Regions from separate parts of the Homo sapiens genome. Here region 2 is linked to region 1. The links are chromatin loops, found by intact Hi-C in ENCODE. Cell type or tissue: Calu3. All regions are shown on one strand. Links, peaks and the distances in the headings refer to the core of each region. The heading gives the core; the rest is flanking DNA. Region 1 has its middle 58 kb from the start of LINC00410. Region 2 has its middle 140 kb from the start of LINC00353.

Region 1 (10,710 bases), core at 1,653-9,652:
AGGTTTCAGTTAAGGTAAAAAGGTGGTAGAAAAACTAAAACGTATTTGAAGGAAAATTATAGGGACTTGGTGGTGGTTCCACAGGAGTTTCAGAGAGAACAGTGGAAAAGTTTTACAGAGCTCAGGTTAGAAATACACAGAAGAGTAAAGTGGTAAAATACAACAGATGCTCTGGGAATTTTGGGCTTCTGGAAGTCAGATATGCATAGCAAAAAGGCATGATGGAATTAGTCTCAAAAATTGTTTAAAAGGAGGCAATCTATCAATTCACGGTAGATTGAATTGGCTTCATGAAATGGGGCTTCTGAACAAACTACTGCCTCCTGGGACCCTGAATCATGGATGGAGAGGAAGAAAAACAATCTCACAAGGAACACTTGGTAAGGTAAAGACATCTGTGATATTGTTTTCCTAGGCAGATATAGAAGTTGTGGCAGCACCAGAGAAACATGCTAAGTGATAGTCCTTCAGAAGATTTATTTTTTTCTCTTCTGTTCATGTTGTTAAAATTAGAGAGACAGCTGGACATCGTGGCTCACATCTGTAATACCAGCGCTTTGGGAGGCTGAGGTGGGAGGATTACTTGAGCCCAGAAGTTGAAGACTAGCTTGTGTCAAATAGAGAGACTCCAGTGTCTACAAAAAGTTGGAAAAAAAAATAGATGGTGTGATCACTTGAGCCCATGAGTTCAAGGCTGCAGTGAGCCATGATCATACCACTGTATTCCAGTCTTGGTGACAGAGCGAGATTCTGTCAAAAAAAAAAAGAAAAGAAAAGAAAAGAAAATGAGAGAGAGCATACATGAAATGAATTTATCCTTTAACAGGCCAGAGACACAAGGAATAAATGGATCTATTACTGAAAACTTGCCCAATTATGAAATACATGCCTTGCTCTTAGTAAGTTTCCTGTCATCTGGAAAGAAAGCTGAGATGCGTAAGGAAAAGGCTTAAAAGCATCAGATAACAAAAGCTGATGGTATTCGAATAATAGCACAGACCATGGTTCTGAGGTGTGAAGGAATTTGCACAACAGAGAACTTGAGAGGTTAAAGTGACTAGACTACAGAGACACAGTTGTGAAGGAGCTAGAGGTGTATTCAGAGGCTCTATCTCAAGAGTGATTTTAAGCCACTGACACATTTTAAGTTAGTGGGTTAAAGTAATGTTTGCTTGGTAACGAGAGAGAAGTGTAGGTAAAGAAATTATAAGGCTGTGGCAAGTCTAGCTTACAGGAATTTGCAATAACTGTGGAGTGCAACTATCATCTCGGATTATCCTGTCCAAGTATCCATGTCTTATAGGAAGTCAGTATATCCTCCACAATTTCTTTGAATGCTTATGTTCTGATAGTCATATTTGGATTGGATTTCTCACTGCTTTTGGATTTTTGGTCTGTCGCATTGGATTTCCCATTGCTGAGTCCTTTTCTGCCCTGAACTACATGTATAACAGCTCATTTTCCATGCTTTCTTCAATACAACTTTCCCACAAAACGTTTTTGATTTGGTAACTTTTGCAGGGGTTTGTTTAATGGTAGGAAAAGTGGCCCATCACACAATAAAAATAACTAATTAAAATTAGACACCATTGTGTGTAAGAGTATTGGGCCATCCATCCCCACAGCCAGGAATTTTATATTAAGAGGCATTTCCCCTATCTGCTACAGATTGATTGCATCTACTTCCTAGCCTCAGTACTCTGCTTGTATCTCCCAGCTCCTCAAATGCTTTCAAACTTCTGAATTTAGATTAATTCCATATGCGGAACAGTTTAGCTGTCACTCTGTCACTACTATATTATCTCCTTCCCCTCATGGAAATATTTTTCTGAAAAAAGAAATCAATTCACAACAGAAATAAATTATAACAATATTGTAGTGCACAGAGGATTTGTGTGGCTTTAAACAGCACATTTTTGTACCTGTAAAAAACCACAGGCAACTATTGCCCATTTTAAAACAGGGTTCTTAGTTCTTCTGTTGTTATGTTGTTTGAGTTCCTTATATGTTTTGGATATTAAACCCTTATCAGATGCAGTTTACAAAAAATATTCTCCTATTCTGCAGGTTGTCTCTTTGCTCTGTTGTTTCCTTTACCATTTAAAAGCTTTTTTGTTTGACGTAATGTCATTTATCTATATTTACTTTGGTTGCCTGTGCTTTTAAGGTTTTATCTAAAAAAAAAATCCTTATGTAGACCAATGTCATGAAGCTTTTCGCTATGTTTTCTTCTAGTGATTTCATAGTTTTGGGTCTCACATTTAAGTCTTCAATCCATTATGAGTTACTTTTTGCATACAGTAGGAGATAGGATAGGGTCTAGTTTTCTTGTTCTGCCTGTGTATATCCAGTTTTCTCAGCACCATTTATTGAAGAGATTGCCCTTTCTGCATCGTGTGTACTTGGCACACTTGTCAAATATCCACTGGTTGTAGATGTATTGGTTTATTTCTGGATTTCCTATTTTGTTCCACTGGCCTATATGTCTACTTTTTATGCCAGTAGCATGCTGTTTTGGTTACTAAAACTTTGTAGTATGTTTTGAAGTCAGAAGTATGATGCCACCACCTTTTTTCTTTTGCTCAGGATTTCTTTGTCTATTCATGGGCTTTGTGGTTCCATATGAGTTTTAGGATTTTTTTTTATGTCTATCAAGAATGCCATTGGTATTTAGATAGGAATTGCATTGAATCTGTAGCTTGCTTTGTATATTATGAATATTTTAAACAATATTACTTCTTCCAAAAAAAAGAAGACATACAAATGGCCAAGAGGCATATGAAAAAGTTCTCAACACTAATTATTAGCAAAATGCAAATCAAAACTACCACGAGATATCTCCTCACTACAGTCAGAATGGCTACTATCAAAAAATCAAAAGGTACACAAACAAGCGCTAGCAAGGATCTGGAGAAAAGGGAACCCTTACACACTGCTGGTAGGAATGTAAATTAGTACAGCCATTATCAAAAACTCAGAAAAAAAACAGAACTACTATATGATCCAGCAACTCCACTACTGGCTATTCATCTAAATTAAATAAAATCAGTTTGTCAATGAGATATCTATATTCATGTTTATTACAGCATTATTCATAATAGCCATGATATGAAATCAACCTAAATGTCCATCAATGAATAAATGGATACAGAAAATATGGTATATATACATAATGGAGTACTATTCATCCATACAAAAAAATGAAATCTTGTTATTCGCAGCAACATGCAAAAACTTGGGAGACGTCATGTTAAGTGAAATAAGCCAGGCACAGAGGACAAATACTGCATGATCTCATTCACATACGGAATCTAAAAAGTTGTTCTCATAGAAGTAGAGAGTAGAATCGTGGTTAACAGAAGAAGGGGAAGGACAAGGGAAGGTGGGATGGTGAAAGATTGGTAAATGGGTACAAAGTTACAGTTAGTTAAGAAAAATAAATTCTGGTGTTCTACTGCATAGTAAAATAACTGGCATTAACAACAATATATTGTACATTTCAAAATAGCTAGAAGAGAGGTTACTGAATGTTCTCATCACAAATACATTATAAATGTTCAAGGGAATTGATATGCTAGTTACACTGATTTGATAATTATATAATTTATATGTATCAAAACATCATGTTGTACCCCATAAATACGTACAATTATTATATGTCAATCACAAGTTTCAAATAAAACCCCACAGAAAGCTAGTGCAGTTTCCTGAGGAAATAAAATATCAAAGGAGGTTTGTAATAGAGATCGGGAGTTGCATTCAAATGGAATAAATCATATATTCTATTTCTGCCCACTAACATCTGGGCAATTTTCCAATGCAATAAGAATTCAATAAATTTATAAACTATTACTAGAGCATGCAGGCCTCTTGTTTTTAAGTGTGTATAAAGATTGTTTACTAGCTGGAAGAGGTAACTCATGCCTGTAATCCTAGTATTTTGGAAGGGTGAGGTGGGCAGATTGCTTGAGCCCAGGAGTTCAAGATCAGCCTGGGTAACATGGTGAAACCTGGTCTCTACAAAAAATGCAAAAACTAGCTGAGCATAGTGGCAGACACCTGTGGTCTCAGCTACTCAAGAGGCTGAGGTGGGAGGACTGCTTGAGCTTCAGGAGGTCGGGGATGCAGTGAGCCAAGATTGTGCCACTGAACTCCAGCCTGGGTGACAGAGCAAACCCTGTCATAAAAAAACAAAAAAAGTTAAAAAACGATTTTTTACTGGTACTTAAAATGTAAAAAATTAATAACTTAATAACTACAATTTTTGTAACTATTTACTTTTACTGATTTTTATTCTCCAGTCCAAATATAGCACATGGGGAAAATAGATAGATGAAGAAATATAAAACCAGACTTTTAAAAGAAGTTTGTTTTTAAGATCTGCAGCTGAGATGTGAGATAGAGGAGCTTAGCCTAAAGGAAATGCATTTGTTTCTGTGTCACTGCTCATAAATCTAGTTATACATTTCTTTTCTTTCATTCTCAACTTTCCAGATGAGAAAAGTTTTACTAAGATAAGGGAATATATTTTTTATGTATCCTTTAGAGCAGCTTTCTGGATAGAAATATAAGCAGTTGCATTTTTAAATAACTGGTTTTGTTAAACAAACTATAGTCATCAATAAATTCACCTACCTTTGCTTAAACTCAGCATCGTGCAAAGAAACATATTTGGTTTCCAATGCCAACTATATTTTTGAGTTCTTGAATGAGCAGCCATTGATTCTAGAATCAATCCTTTGGGCTGCTTTATTGGAGTAATCACTTAAGGCTAGGACAGTTTGTTTTTTCCAAGTTCAGGATTCATCCAGGCAGGTTTTAGGAATTACTTCGTATTATATTGAGTATACTCATATAAATATATTGCAAATAAAATATAATTTGTAATTCATTTCTGATAAAGTTCATCTGAAGATAAATTACCCTTGAACAACATGGGTTTGATCAGCATGGGTCCACTTATATGCAGTTTTTTCAATAAATATATTGGAAATTTTTTGGAGATTTGTGACAATTTGAGAAAACACGCAGATGAACTGCATAACCTAAAAAGTCAGAAAATTAAGAGAAAGTTAGGTATGTCATTAATGCATAAAATATACGTAGATACTAGTTTATTTGTTAAATTGACTATGTATTTGTTAAATTGACCAGTAAATCTTCTGGTCAACAGTGGGCTATTAGTTCTAAGTTTTGGGGAACTCAGAAGATATATACAGATTTTTTACTGCATAAGAGTGGCACCCCAATCCCTGCATTGTTCAATGGTCAACTGTATTGCTATTTTACTATTAAAATTATCTCATAAATATTGATGAAATCATTGATTTAACTGATAATTCATTGTACATGGCATCAGAGTCAGTCCACAAGGGGGCTCCCTTGCTCTAATTTTCAGAATTTTCCCTTAAAATGGATTATGACACTTTGGAAGATTTTTTATCTTTGCAAAAGAATTTAATAAACCAATTTTAAATGCACCAGAAACTCTGAAATATATTAATGGGTCACATTAACCTGAAAGAAAGAAGTACAGCCTCCACACTCTCTGGGGCATGTCATTTTCCTTAGTGAAAAACTTTCTTCACTGAATGTTATCTTGGTAGTCAAGTATGACAAAGTTGTGCTTCTCTAAGTTGTGCAAAACCAACTATATCACTGATTGCCTAAACACTGCAAGACAAATAACATAATTACAATGGTTAAGATCTGTAAGACCTTCAGGATTTCCAAATGACAAATGCTATTTCAAATGGGCAGCCACATAGCACACAAAACTAGACTTTTGGTTTATAAAAACATTTTTATAACATCTTTTTTAAAAAAGAAAAATAATCCTATTTATTCCTTCAATAAAATAAGATTTGAAAGCATTTGAAAATATCTAGTCAACTAAGCATCTGTTAGTTACTTTTTCAGGAATGCCACTGTTTATTCTGTTTGGTTCAGAAAAATATTTGAGTGCTGGTTTCATCGCAAATACTGCTTTGAAAACCAGAGAAGTTTTTAAACTTCTCTGATATCCCAAGCAGCTCACAGTTTCCAAGTGGAGAGTGAAACAGAAACAATCATACAGCAAAATGATGGAGGTGCTGAATAATACAGGGGGTTTTGCATCTTGATAAGCCAGAAAAGAAGACTGAATTTACCTCAGGTTTAAATATATCTGAATATAATGCATTATTTGACCTTTTTTAAGGCAAATACTTGTTGCTTCTTTTGCCTTGTACCAGTTGATGTGCTTCATAATATTTGCACATCCTCTTATATCATCCTTCCTCATACCGTGCAGTGGGTGTGACCATTAGCTTCCATTTCAGGCCTTTGAGCACCATTATTTCCCCTGTCAACAATGGAGGACTGATTAATCCCGACGCCCAGTTCGGCCTCTAGGTGGTGCACAAGTCTTTTTTGTTGTAAAGCTGACATCACACCTCTGATTAGTCTCTCTTTTCTTAACAAAGAAATTTCTCAGAAAACACTGCTATAGGCTTTCAAGTCTCACAAGATTCCATGAGTAGCAACCAATTCACAGGAGGAATAAAACACATGATGGGAAGGTTTTTGTTTTTGTTTTAGGATGGAGTCTAGCCCTGTCACCCAGGTTGGAGTGCAGTGGCACCGTCTTGGCTCACTGCAACCTCCGCCTCCCAGTCCCTGTTCAAGCAATTCTCCTGTCTCCCGAGTAGCTGGGATTACAGGGGCCGGCCACCATGCCCAGCTAATTTTTGTATTTTTAGTAGAGGTGTGGTTTCGCCATGTTGGCCAGGGTGGTCTCAAACTGACCTCAGGTGATCCACCTGCCTCGGCCTCCCAAAGTCCTGGGATTACAGGCGTGAGCCACCGCGTCCAGCCTGATGGGAAGTTTTGTGTTACCAAGAGCAACACTAAAATCACTGAAATGTTTTTAAAAGGGGGGAAGGATAGAAACAGGGTAGAAGAATGGTTGCTAAGACTGGCGGAAAGGGAAGTGGGGAGCTGTTTGTCGAAGAGTACAAAGTTTCAGTTGTGCAAGATGAATCAGCTCTGGAGATCTAATGTACACAGAGTGGTGACTGTAGCTAACAATACAGTATTGTGTACTTGACATATGCTTAGATCTGAAGTGTTCTCACCACACACACACACACACACAGTAACCGTGCAAGTGACAGATATGTTAATTTGCTCGATTGTGGGATCATTTCACAATGTATATGTTTATCAAAAGGTCAAGTTGTAGATCTTAGATATACACAATTACTACTTGTCAATTATACCTCAGTAAAGCTGAACAAAAAGAGGGGTGTTGGGGGATATTGAACTTTTGGAATGATAGATATGAGCTGACCATGGAAGGTAAGCTCTAAAACGTCAAGGATCTTTGTCTTTTTCTTTCCCCATTTTTGTATCTCTAGCACCTAGTTTATAGTAAACATTCAAAAATTACTTGTTTAATAATTTGCATCCCTAACACATTTCCTTTTAAGACTCAGAGAGTGAATATTTTTGAGTTTGTTGGCCATACAGATTGTATAGCAGCTATCCAACTGCAGTCTTCATGAGAAACTAGCATAGCCAATATAAGAAAATGCATCGTTCTGTTCCAGTAAAACTTCTTTTACAAAAACAGCTGGCTAGCCTACTAGCAGTGGCTTGCCAAACCCTGGTCTGGACTCTTCTACTCCTGCTAATGCAGTTCCTTGGGTGTTCAACATTTTAGAAATTGATACTTCAAGCTTGTGAAAAAGAGATACTATGGCCGTGTGGAATCATGCCTTGAAAATTACATTAGAACCTTTTTGCTTATATGAGAGATCAATAGAAATGATGAATTCATGATTATTATCTATATTTCTCTCTTTTGGAGGTTGTGATTCTTTTGTGAGCACCACTAATTATATTGGAAGAGTCTCTCCAATCCCATATTTCATGTTGATCATAGCTTTGGGAATAAGTAGTAATCTCTCGTGGGGTAGAATAAGTAGAGGTCTTTCCCATCTGCTTGTTTTCAGTTTAAATGTTTATTTGCCCTATAACTGTAATATTTTCATTACCAGAATCACTTAGAAAAAAACATACAATAAAAAAATCTGCCTCAAAACTTTGCTCTATTTAATTCAGCAAGAAAGACTATGAGCCTCAGGATACGTAAGTTTTACTGTACTTCTTAAAGAACTAAACTTTAGTTCTTTAAAGTTCAGTGGCAAACCCTGCTTTTGTGATTCCACATTCTCTCAGCCACTGCATCCACACCTTCAACCCCTGCATGTCACTGCAGTAAGTGTTGGTGAAGGTGCAACGACCACAACAACAACCCTCCACAGAGAGAGATACCCTCGAAAAGAGAACAAGGATGCACTAAGATCCTCTGCTTCTAATTTATTAATGTTTTTTACATTGTATCAGTTAAGTTTTCTGTGTCAACTTGTCTGAGCCATGGGATGTCCAGGTATTTATTCGAATATAATTCTGAGTGTTTAATATTTGAATCAGCAGACTAAGTAGAGGAGATTGCCCTTTCTAATGTGGGTGGACCTCATTCAATCAGCTGAAGGCCTAAATAGAACAACATGGCATAAGTTCTACCTAGTAACACCTGAAGGCCTTCAAAGTGCGATATCAGCTTATTTCCTGCTTTGGACTGAAACTAAGCCATAGGCACTTGTGGGTTTCCAGCTTTCTAACTCACCCAGCAGATCTTGGGACTTGCCAGCCTGCATAATCATATGAGTCAATTCCTTATAATAAATTTCTTTCTACATCTTATTGTTTCTCTGAACAACCCTGACACATCATCTCTCTTTAAATATAGATATGTTAAATATATATAATATATATATAATACGTATATATATACACGTGTGTGTGTGCGTGTGTGTGTGTGTGTGTGTATATATATATATATATGAAAGGAACGTGCTACTCCCATAGAGAGGAAAATGTGGTTGGTATCCTAAATTGGAACATCAATGTTTTCCTAGTATACTCTGATAAAGCCAAATTATAAATATGTTTATTTAACATTTTCATGTTTTTATAGAAAATAAACATTATAAAAACATTTTCAAAATAGAAGAACATTCAACCTTCCACACAATTCGCTAACAACCCTTGGGAGACCATACAGAAGCAGTTTATACATCACGATCTTCCTCATTCTTTTTAGCTTGTTGCCCTATTTCTTAAGGTTTAGACTGATTTTTTTTAAGTCTCTGGCTTGTGGATATATGCTGATTTGTTTCATTTATTTAATGGAAATTAAACAAATTAAATAAACAGAAAGACATTGAAAAGCACTGACATTAGTGATGAGCTTAAAGAAACCAAGACATTTGGTTGAAATAAGGTGCTATTGAAATATCTGGAACGAAAAAACTCTTTGTATTTCAAGGCTGTTTAGAAAACAAGGCATAAATCTTTTCTTGATAAGAGGAACAAATCAATAGAAAACAAAACACATGTATATGTTTCTGATAGCATTACAAATGGGGACTAGAACACATAGGTCAACCTATTGTTCAGGAAAAGCCATTCAGCTCTGTTGTGTACAGAGAATATAATTCAGGAATTTTGATAATTTTTGAAGTACTTCTTTTTTTTAAGTATCTCTAACCTCTCCTCTATGAGTTGAAAATTTGATAGGTTATCTTACTTTTAACAGTTAGATTTCCCTGCAAAGTGCTGAAACAGAAAAAGAGCACATTGTCTCTACTTATAATTGAGGAAAAACTATGCTGACATTCATTGTCACTAGACAAAGTCATTTTTTTTAAGAACAGGTAAATAACTAGAAAATATGGAACTGTAGCAACGAGGGAAGAAAATAACTGTGATCCCACATATTGAATATTAAACAAATAGGTAATGATAAAAGAGTTATGAGCCTATAGATTATGCAGTGAAGCAAATTTCTATCAGATCTTGACTTGGTTTATACCTTTGTTAGTAAGAAAAATAACAAAAAATTATCTTTACATTATACTCTCTCTTCTATTATAATGGAGAGTTTCTTTTCTTCTTTTATAGTTCTGCTGAAAAATCATAGTGATTTGCTACTTGAAAGAGAATTAACATTGTGAAAAAATGAATTCCTCACTAAAACTTTTTTAGCTCCATACTATCGATAGACATAATGTGTGTGGTTCTGAAAGCAATTGCACATAAAAGCAGAGAAAGGCATGTGTCCTACTTTCCCTCTTCTGAGGCCCAGTAGAGTTCAGCCTTGCAAAGCAAGCCTCCATCACTTCACTTCATGTATTTACTTGTTTTTAAATCTATACATAATAATTTTACATACCTATAGGGTGAATGTGATATTTCCATACATCTGTAGATGGTATAATGATTAAATCAGGGTAATTAACATATTCTTTACCTAAAACATTTATTAATTCTTTGTTCTCCATAACCTCCTTTTAAAGTGGATTTTGGGAGGCTGGGCAAGGTGGCTCATACCTGTAATTTATGAAGGTAATTTTTATAAAGGTAAAATTTATAAAGGTAATCAGAAGAGTGGGTTTGCAAAACCATGACCAATTCTTAAAAAGTTATCTTCAGAAATCAGAAAGGTGACTGAAAGATGGTCTATATGGAGCAGTTTCAATATGCTAGAGGAACATCTGAATGATCTCTAACTTACTGATTTTGTAATATTATTCACAGGAAGAATATTATTTATGTAATGGCTTTTTTCCCCAAAAGGGTGAACCTTTCCACCTATTTTTACAA
Region 2 (10,710 bases), core at 825-8,824, 1.2 Mb after region 1:
ATTAATTTATAAACCTTTCTAAAAAGTTGAAAACATAAAAAATATAATCCACAATTCTACTATTCAGGCACAACTTTGTTTACTCTCTAGACATTTGTAACTTTACGTTTATTTCATGTTTTCTCTCTCTCTCTTTTTCTCTTCTTGTTGCTATCATGTACACAAATTATTCTGAATTTTTATTTAATTTTAAAATATTAAAATTTCAACATGCTACTCTATTTTGATGGCAGGACTTCTACATGATATATATTTTGAGAATATTACTTATTCTATGTTCAAAATATTTTGTCATATTATAATTTTGTGATATAGTGAATGAACATTTAAATGATCCTTTTTGCATACAGTATGTAAAAGCATTAATTATGATGAATCTGCAGAGGTAGGGTTTAGAGATCAAAATATGTTAACCTTTATATGTTCTTGAATTTTATTTTCAAACTGTTCAACAAATTGTTTTTCAAAAATTATCACTATCGTTTGATAACAAGTCTAGTCATTCTTTAACATGCCTGCTCACATCTCTCTCTCTCATCTATATCATAAATAATTATATTTCTTGTTTTAAATTCCTGCACGTCTCAATTACTAATGAGATGATATTTTGGATATGAATCCTACTGGATTCAGTATTGTAATTTCTTGGAAAGATTTTAAAGGGGAAATAAAAACTGGTTCTATTCCTTGGTTAGTGTAAAGAGAACACACACACACACACAATTTTAAAATTTCTTAATAAATTGCCTAGAGAAAGACACATAAATTGTTAGGTGCAAGATTGACAAAAAAGAATGTAGGAGCTGATATAAGCAAATAAACAGAGCTTTCTTCAGCTCACAGGTCATTGGGGAAACATGCCACTGTTGGTGTTCCTTTCTCTTCACGGTAGTGCATCGATAAATACAGAAGATGCCACACCCACCATATATTAAGATTCACATCAATACTCAGGAAGGAATCAAACAGTCTTAGTCTTAATATAACACATTTTGAAAAATGCAAAATATTCTTACCATCAAAACAAACTGAGTAATAACATGGACACCACTGTCCCCAGCAACCCCACAGCATATTGGGAGAAAGAGGAGGCAAATCTCACTGCACCAGTAACTCTGACTTCAGTTTTCTAGCATCCTAGGAAGTCCATTTATTCATAACTCATCCTTGATTGTGATTTAAGGCTTCTTGATTTGAGGCATTCTGAGTCAGATTCATACATTAATAATCACGATCAAAGCGTTCACCTAGTCCGTAGGGATCAGCATGGCTCCCTAATCCAGGGGTCCTAGTCATTTTGTGGGCACCTAATCATGGCTACTAATTCCCTTCTCATCTAAAATTTTTAGAAGGGTTTCTTTTTCCAGCACTGAATACTGCCTGATACTATTGACAGTCTTGTCACTTAATCAGAAAATATTATAACAATAATAAATGTAGTGTAAAAGGATGGATATGTATATAACAGGCGAAGTTTAACAAAAATACAGCATAACATGTACTATTTTATGGAAAATGCTTTATATTGTTTATCACTTATTTTAAGCAGGAAATTAACATGTAAGTAAGTTTTAAACATAATCTATAAAGAAATTTGTGGAATGTGGCCAAAGCTAAATTCATGAGCAAACCACAAGGTAAAATGGTGTTAACTAAAAATTGTCAATGTAAATATTCATTAGTTAGCCTTCTAAAGCCAGTCAAACATAGAAAATCAAAGATAAAACGAATGTAAGCAATTGAAATAAAAGATTACAAAAACGAAGTAATTCATTAAAAAATAGAGACAATAGGTTGATAATTACATACTAGGGAAACTATGTTTTCCAGTGTCAAGAAGAGAAAACACGAATGCTAGACTTTAAGATAAGAAGGGAATAATATTGTAAAAGGCTTATATAGTTACTAAAATCCAAATTGCAAGAAATAAAAATCAGGTAACCAATTTTAAAATGTTCAAACTCAACACATACAAAAATAAAATAATGATGTATCATAGTTTATTAAATTGCTGAACATTTTTACACAGGGATAAGCAAGGTTTGTGTATCTGAAAGATAAACATATACTTATAAAGTTGTTGGAAAAATAAATTTACACATAAAGCCTAGATAATTTGATAAGCAGAAGTTAAACTAACAAAATCTGAACAAAGACAAGCAACAAAATTTCTCATCTTAAAGTCTATTTTGATTGATATACACTGAGGAAATTTTGAATATAGGCCCTGTATTCCTTGGAATTGCTTCAATTGGAAAGCTAAATTTCAAATATGGATAAATTATTTAATGAATAAGCTTCAGCTATTTAAATAGCTACTATGTAACTGTTAATACAAAATGTTTTGAAAACATTTAATGGCATGCAAAAATGTTTACAATTTACTGAAAACCATGGTGGAGACCACATAGGCCCATTTTTAAGAATAAAACAATCGGCTGGGTGCGGTGGCTTACACCTGTCATCCCAGCACTTTGGGAGGCCGAGGCGGGTGGATCATGAGGTCAGGAGATCGAGACCATCCTGGCTAACACGGTGAAACCCCGTCTCTGCTAAAAATACAAAAAATTAGCCAGGTGTGGTGGCGGGTGCCTGCAGTCCCAGCTACTCGGGAGGCTGAGGCAGGAGAATGGCATAAACCCAGGAAGTGGAGCTTGCAGTGAGCTGAGATCGCGCCGCTGCACTCCAGCCTGGGCGACAGAGCGAGACTCTGTCTCAAAAATAAATAAATAAATAATAAATAAATAAATAAATAAATAAATATAGATAAAACAATCACACACATACATTAACAGTATTTTTAAACTAATTTTATTTGAAGTTATCCCTGGTCAATAAGGTTTATAATGATTTATAAATGTATTCATTTTATGTTTTTCTATGCTATCCTGTTCCTAATTAAGATCATATTATTTTATAAGATAATGCTTATTGTCAAAAGTTCTTATCCTGTCATCTTCTGAAAGCTGGTTTCTGTGCTTATTAATAGAGCAACATGGAAAATAGTTTTTCTCACATCGAGAAAGCACCACTCCCCACTACGTATCTTTCCCTCTCCTTTAGGAATCATGCTGAGAAGACTCCTTAGTGTACATGTCTCATCGACCTTTGGAGATTAATTTTGAAAAGAGAATTTTTATGTCAGTACATGAATTCCTTGTCAGTAAAAATGAAACTGTGCGTCAATGGATTTCTATTCCAGATGACTGAGCAAATTACCAGCTGTGTGACTTTAATATCTCAACATCTCAACTTCATTTCTTAAGCTTTAAAAAGAGAGTTAGAGAAGATAATCTCGAGAATTTCTATTACTGGAATCTCATGCTCGATATTGGGAAAGGGAGACGGCGGTTTTTAGATGCTGTAAATAGTACTTCAGTAAACCTCCATCTACATGGATTCCTGCACATCAGGATTCTTTTCTCTCCTGGGTAGGATCCTGACATGGGATTTTTGGACCACAGGAGATTATATACAAATATACATGCATATGTATCACATATAACATACGTAATATATAAGGTCATTAATACAACACAATTACAATAATAAATTAATATTATTAAATATTTAATACATGTTAGCATATTTCTTTCTGAAAAGGTTACAGCTTGTTAAGTTCTACCAATGTATATGGAAGTGTCTTCTTCCTTACAATAGATGCCAGAAAATCAAGTTAAATTATTATTAATACATGTTGGCATATTTATTTCTGAAAAGGCTAGTGCTTGTTAAGTTCTACCAATGTGTATGGAAATGTATTCTTCCTTACAATAGCTGCCAGAAAATCAAGTTAAATTATTATCTTTCCTAATTGTTGCCATTCTGAAGACTATACAATTATGTTGTATATTTTCTTCATTTTTATTTGCCTATGGAGTAGTGATTCTGAGCAGCTTCTCCTATTTTCTTGCCCAGCTCTCCTCTGAACTGTCTACTCATATTCCTCCTTACTTCCAGTTAAGAACTATGGATCACTGTTTTTGGAAGAGTTGTGATGGCACTAGAAGATTCTGATTCAAAATCAGAGCTTTACAGAGAGCATGATGGTGGTTACCACAGGCTGGGAGTAGCGGGAAGGGGAAGATGTTGGTCAAAGGATACAATGTTTCAGTTAGACAGGAGGAATAAAGGATAAGTTTTTGAGGGGATGAATTGTTAATTAGCTTGATTCAATCATCCCACATTTGTTTGTGAGTGCGTGTGTATGTATGTGTGTGTGTGTGTATATATATATATAGATATACATATACATATATATATAATAGCATCACTTTGCACCCCATAAATATATAGAATTATAATTCTCCAATGTGAAATGGAAAAATAGCACTGTAAAAGTAATTATAATTATTTTATTTAGTTAAAAATTAAAATAAGGATTATATTTTATGGATATAAATGGGAATAAATTTTGCTCAAGCTATTTCCTGCATATATTGGTCACTTACGTGCTACTGTCAGATCTATACACACACACACACACATACACACTCCCACAAGCATAGAAATAATATATATAAATACTTTGCACACAGTTTTACATACAAAACTATATGCAATGTCAAACCACATTTTAGTAGACTGATGCAAAGATATGGTACAGAGAGCATGACAGAGAACTAGAACCTGAAGAAAAATATGGCCCAAGACTTTTTCCCAGTTGTGGAGTTCCTAATTGACGATTAAGGACGGTGAGACTGCAACAAAACCTTTAAGAACAGAGTGAAATAAAGGTTAGCTACACAATCATGCAAAAACAGGTAAAATGTGTTTATGGAAGCACGGAGCTGACCAAGAACTAGGAAAGGGGAGGGGTAGAAAAAACAGAGGGACAAGGAGAAGGAAATAGAACATGGTAAGATAAATGAAGTCTGAGGAAAAATACAGCCAGAGACAAACTCCCAGCTGCAGGGTTTCTACTTGACTCCAAGATCAGGGTTTTCTACAGAACTAGTATATTTTAAGAGTATCTTGTTGGTACAACATAAACTTTCCTTGGTACATCTCTTGCTACACATATACCTTGAGTGAATAATGTGGGGAAAAATAATAGAAAGGACCCTTATTCTGTGTCTCAGTCAAGAACAAGGAGAAAACGTGGCTGTGAATGCAAAGTGAATGTGATTTAAGGAAAAACAGGGAATTGAGAGCCAGAAATGGATAAATTGCTATTTTAGGCATCTTACATTTTAAGTGGAAGAAATCTTGGTAGTTTGAAATGCAGAACTAGTCTTGTAATGAAGATCAGGAGAGGATATATTGGCACGGAGTTATTGTTTCATTGGGTGACAGTGGGAAGTGCTCCTGAACAAAGAATTTCCGAAAGAGCGAGAGCTTCAGGTAACATCCAGATTATGAAGTCAATACTGAAATGATGGTTTTGAGATAAACACCTTTTAAATCATTAAAATTATAAAATTCTGTTCAGTACATATGTGATGGTTAATACCAAGTGTCACCTTGATTGGATTGAAGGATGCGAAGTATTGTTACTGCGTGTGTCTATGAGGGTGTGGTCAAAGGAAATGAACATTTGTGTCAATGGACTGGGAAAGGCGGGACCACACTCAATCTGGGTGGGCACCATCTAATCAAGCTGCCAGCACAGCTAAAATACAGCAGGCAGAAGAAAAGTGGAATTAGCAGACTTGCTGAGTCTTCTAGCCTTCATCTCTCTCCTATGCTACATGCTTCCTGCCCTCAAAAGTCAGGCTCCAAGTCCTTCAGCTTTTGACTCTTGGATTTACACCAGTGGTTTGCCAGCAGTTCTCGGGCCTTTGGCCAAAGACTGAAGACCGCACTGTTGGTTACCCTGCGTTTGAGGTTTTGGGACTCAGACTGGCTTACTTGCTCCTCAGCTTGCAGACGGCCTATTGTGGGACTTCACCTTGTGATAATGTGAATTAATAAACTCCCCTTCATATATAAATCTAGCCTATTAGTTTTTCTGTCCCTCTAGAGAAACCTAATACAACATATCTAGTACTTAATATAGTTTTTAACATTAAAATTGGGAAGACATGTGGTAAATAGAAAGAACCCAAGAATGTTCCAAAAATGGCTTCATTCCCCAGGCTGGCAAACAAATACGGTGCTTTTTGTTTCTGTTTTTCTGAGATTTAAGAACATTATCTTTGTGCAATTTTATTGATTACCACATGAGAGAAAAATAGGAACACTTATAATGAGAAATCTAAAACATTACTATATAAAGGGGAAACTACTATTCTTTGATGTCTTTGCAGAGATAAAATTATTCAAGTATTTAATAAAAACTATGTTTTCAAAGGCATGTTATTTGTGGATTCAATAATGAAATTCAAAAATAGAAATAGTGATTGTATTTCAAGTAGTGAATGCAAATGTTCTCAGTGACATCTGTTTCCATTGTTTTATTAGCATATACGTTTTAATTCCATTCTAAAAGTATGCATTTATATTCTCAAAGTTATCTTTTTAAATTTTTTCTTTATATTGTCTGTCAGTAGAGAGAGTAATGATGTGTATTATTTGCAATCTATTGGCATATTAAGGCGACAACAAAGAGTCGTAGTATATGTATAGAGTCCTGGTACAACATTTATTAAAGCTAACATTGTTATGTGCTCCAATCTTTATATTGTAACTTTTGTTTTGAAAATGTTAGCTGTTTATTTCCATAAAATAAAATAAATAATCCCAATACATTATGTGAACGTCTTTAAATTCCCAAGAGCTATGATTGTTTTTTCCATTTTACACAGCAATAACTTTATTGATTTCAAGAATAAATGAATATATCACTTTAGAAATTATTAGATTTATAGTAAAAGAAATACTTGTCTCCTAATAAAAACTCATACATAATAATTCTTCACTTATAAACATGATGTACTACTCTACACTTTTTCTCTGATTTTCAAATTTGCTAAATATACCAAGAACATTAATCAATGTGCTATTCTTAAAATGTTAAATTTTTTAAAGTACTATATGAACACTGTAATTTTCTCCAAAAATGTTGGGTACATTAAATAACCAAGGCTAGTGGCCTTTCAAATAAGTTTTTTTATTAATATAATGAACTATTAAAATTTAATATTTTATTGTAATATAATTTTAAATATATGACTAATAAAAATAAAATAATTAATATTAACAGGTAATATTTCATTTAATAATAGAGATATTAATAAATATTAGTTTCAGATAAATCCATAACTAAACTTTAATGCTCATAAAATAACTCATAGTAACATACATCAGTTATGTTAATATAAATCAGTTTATAAGGCAAAATAATGTGAAACAACACTTATTTCATATTAGTGATATGGTTTGGGTGTCCCCACCCAAATCTCACTTTGATTGTAACAATTCCCGCCATCCTGTGTCAAGGGCAGGGCCAGGTGGAGATAACTGAATCTTGGGAGTGGTTTCTCCTATACTGTTCTCATAGTGAATATATCTCATGAGATCTCATGGATCTCATATATTTATAAGTGGGAGTTCCCCTGCACACACGCTCTTTCCTGCCGCCATGTAAGACATCCTTTTGCTCTTCCTTCATCTTCCTCCATAATTGTGAGGCCTCCTCAGCCATGTAGAACTGTGAGTCCATTAAACCTCTTTCCTTTATACATGACCCAGTCTTGGGCATGTCTTTGTTAGTACCCTGAGGACAGACTAATACAAATAGGTATAGTAAAGAAACGCTTCTTGAATACGATATAAAAATTTGCTATCCTGAGATTAAGAATGTGAGTCAACCAAATGAAAGAGTGAAGACACCCAGCAAAATTCTTTAACTTTTAATGTGATTTCTGGGCAGTGACTGTGTTCTGTCTTCATTTTTGAATAGTCCTCTTCAGTAACTGAAAAACACCTCTATTTCACAAGCTTTTGTTCTTAGTATATTCCTAAGCCAAGAACTCTTTTTGTGGGTGAATGTAGGGTATCTAAGAAGTGAAGAAAAAAGCAATATAACACACAGATTTTAAATGCTATAATTATTGATATAACAAATTAAAATTTAATATTATATAAAACATTTAGTATTTGATTATTCTAAAGTCATTATTAGAAATTATTGATGTTTATTAATAGTTCAATAATGCTATGAATGGAATATAGTAATATAGCACATGCATTTTGCTTCGTTCCATCTCTCATGTATCTACCTGTGTAAGTAATAGTAGGTCTTCAATAATGCTTGTTGTTACTGACTGAATATTGCACATTTTCATTAACAGAAATTTAACCAGGGCTCACAGTAAAAACATTTTGAGTTAATATATTATTTATTATTTTAGCATTATTCAATGAAAGTGATAATAACCAACATGGCAGAATTTACTTAATTTAATCAAAATTTTTATTTCCTACATCCTTGGAGTCATGATTCACAAAATACTCACTTATATCTTCATGGGAATAAAAATTTATTTTACTTATATATTAGATTTTTTAGCTATAAAATTATTCTATAGTAATATAGGTACTAATTGCAGTATGAACCTGTGCATTTATAATCTTTAAACAAAATAAACATATTTTCATGCCAGGGTGAGGGATTCTTACTGAATATATTGTTTTGACATAAATAATGCTCATGCTATTTGAATCATAGATGGATGCCACATGTTACACCCTCAGATGTGATTTCAAATTTGATTAAGTAGTATAAGTTTCAATTATATAAGGGATGTAATAAGGATGGATAGTGAAAGTTTGCAATATGCATTTTTAAGAAATCACAAAAAAATCAAAAGGAAGAAAACAATGAGAGATGGTCAAGTTCCTTTTCTTCCTGAAAATTAATAGTTCCTAAATAATGAATAGAGGAAAATTTCTCTTCATGGAAAATAAATACAGACCCAGCCTATGCCTCAAGCATAGAACATATGGAGTCAAATAAGGACAAGATAAATTGTTAAAATATCATGAGTCACTCACTGATTTTACATAATCAATTTGGGTATCGAATTGTGCTAATGCTCAATACTTTTCTCTGTGTAATATGTAGTTCATTGAAGGAAAAATAAGTCTCTGTTAAGACAAATTCTCGGAGGAGGCAGTTTCTGTCTCTTATCTCTGCTGTGAACAAGAGTCGTAACTGTGGTAGGTTGTACCAAGCCTGATGCATAGCTATGGCAGTTATTCGCGAGGTCTTAACCTCATTATTTTAAAAAAGTTGTAAATGCCATTACGGAAGACCATTTATTTGGAAAGGCATTCCATCATGAGTCCTCAGCGTTCCATCGTGAGTCCTCAGCATTCCTGCACCTTCTTGCTAACTGTGCCAGACAGCAAGGCTTACCTGTCTTCTAATACTGAGCACTTTCTATGGCTAGTCACATAGGCAACTGGTAGGTTAAGAAAACTGCAGTGTGATCACTACGTAGCTTCCCACTTTCCAAGAGAAAGTAGACTGGCTAATTTGCTAATTGGTAAAATCTTTGCGGCTTGCTAAAAACAAATAAACACAAACAAAAAACTATTGATCTCTTGTTTTGTGTTCCTTAGGTATTCCACAACTCATTGTGTGTTCTGCCTTCATTGTGGCTCCTCATATCACCCTAAAGAATTGAACAGCAGAGCTACCATTGCATATATGGTGATACTCTGACTACTGCTTTTTCTGAAAATTATTCATTCTTTCATCTCTGATCCAAGAGTTTTATATGCATCTATGGAATTGTGTCAGTTTCACACGTCAGCTTGCAAATCACAGAAAATCTCAGACCTTCCCCAGTTCTTGATGTGATTGAACTCTTCATTGTACATTTTTTTGGGGGGGTGGAGGGGGGTGGCGGGGATGGAGTCACCCAGGCTGGATCACAGTGGGGGAATCTCGGCTTATTGCAACCTCCGCCTCCCAGGTTCAAGCGATTCTCCTGCCTCAGCCTCCTGAGTAGCTGGGACTACAGGCGGGTGCAACCACGACTGGATAATTTTTGTATTTTTAGTGGAGACAGGTTTTCGTCGTGTTGGCCAGGCTGGTCTGAAACTCCTGATCTCAGGTGATCCACTCACCTCAGCCTCTCAAAGTGCTGGGATTACAGGCTTGAGCCACCACGCCTGGCCAAAATTTAATTTAAGCATAAAAAATAAATCTACCTATATTAAATTGTACAGTTTTGATTGCAACTTCAGCCACCTTTTTAATTATTTTTTACAGGTAGCATGTGTTTTTTTTTTTTTTTTTTTTTTTTTTTTTTTTTTTTTGAGACAGAGTCTCGCTCTGTCGCCCAGGCTGGAGTGCAGTGGCGCAATCTCGGCTCACTGCAAGCTCCGCCTCCCGGGTTCACGCCATTCTCCCGCCTCAGCCTCCGGAGCAGCTGGGACTACAGGCGCCCGCCACTGCACCCAGCTACTATTTTTAGTAGAGACGGGGTTTCACCATGGTCTCGATCTCCTGACTTCATGATCCACCCGCTTCGGCCTCCCAAAGTGCTGGGATTACAGGCGTGAGCCACTGCGCCCGGCCTGCAGGTAGCATTTCACTAGCAGTAATAAAGCCCAGAAATATCCTCATGTAGATGGTACAAGCTTTCTCATTATTCGAATTCTGCCGGTCATCTACTCCTTGTTCCTTATATTTTCCCACATCCATCTGTGTAGAATTTTGCTTTCCTGTGAAATTTCTGAATTCTCTGACTTCTCACCAGGAAATGATTAAAAGTTTATTTTCAGATATTCCTTACCAGACTACGTCTCTCCAAATAG

Evidence for each region. Hi-C counts contacts between places; a loop is a spot of excess contacts. Peaks named below come from ENCODE experiments on the same cell type or tissue, not always from the same donor. Only the 100,000 strongest peaks of a DNase experiment are listed, where the experiment ranks them.
Region 2: it touches region 1 in a loop (10-fold over the local background); 11 of 110 quality-filtered maps call a loop at or near these places.

What each region holds. Positions count from the first base shown.
Region 1 is chr13:90,863,150-90,873,859 of GRCh38, reverse strand. No RefSeq gene overlaps it. Among named protein-coding and RNA genes, the nearest start is that of LINC00410, 58 kb to the left of the region's middle. In Calu3, for the core only: a CTCF peak has its summit at 5,345 (motif pointing right); a DNase peak (open chromatin) is centred at 6,389.
Region 2 is chr13:89,700,648-89,711,357 of GRCh38, reverse strand. No RefSeq gene overlaps it. Among named protein-coding and RNA genes, the nearest start is that of LINC00353, 140 kb to the right of the region's middle. In Calu3, for the core only: no CTCF peak of the experiment used is centred there; no DNase peak of the experiment used is centred there.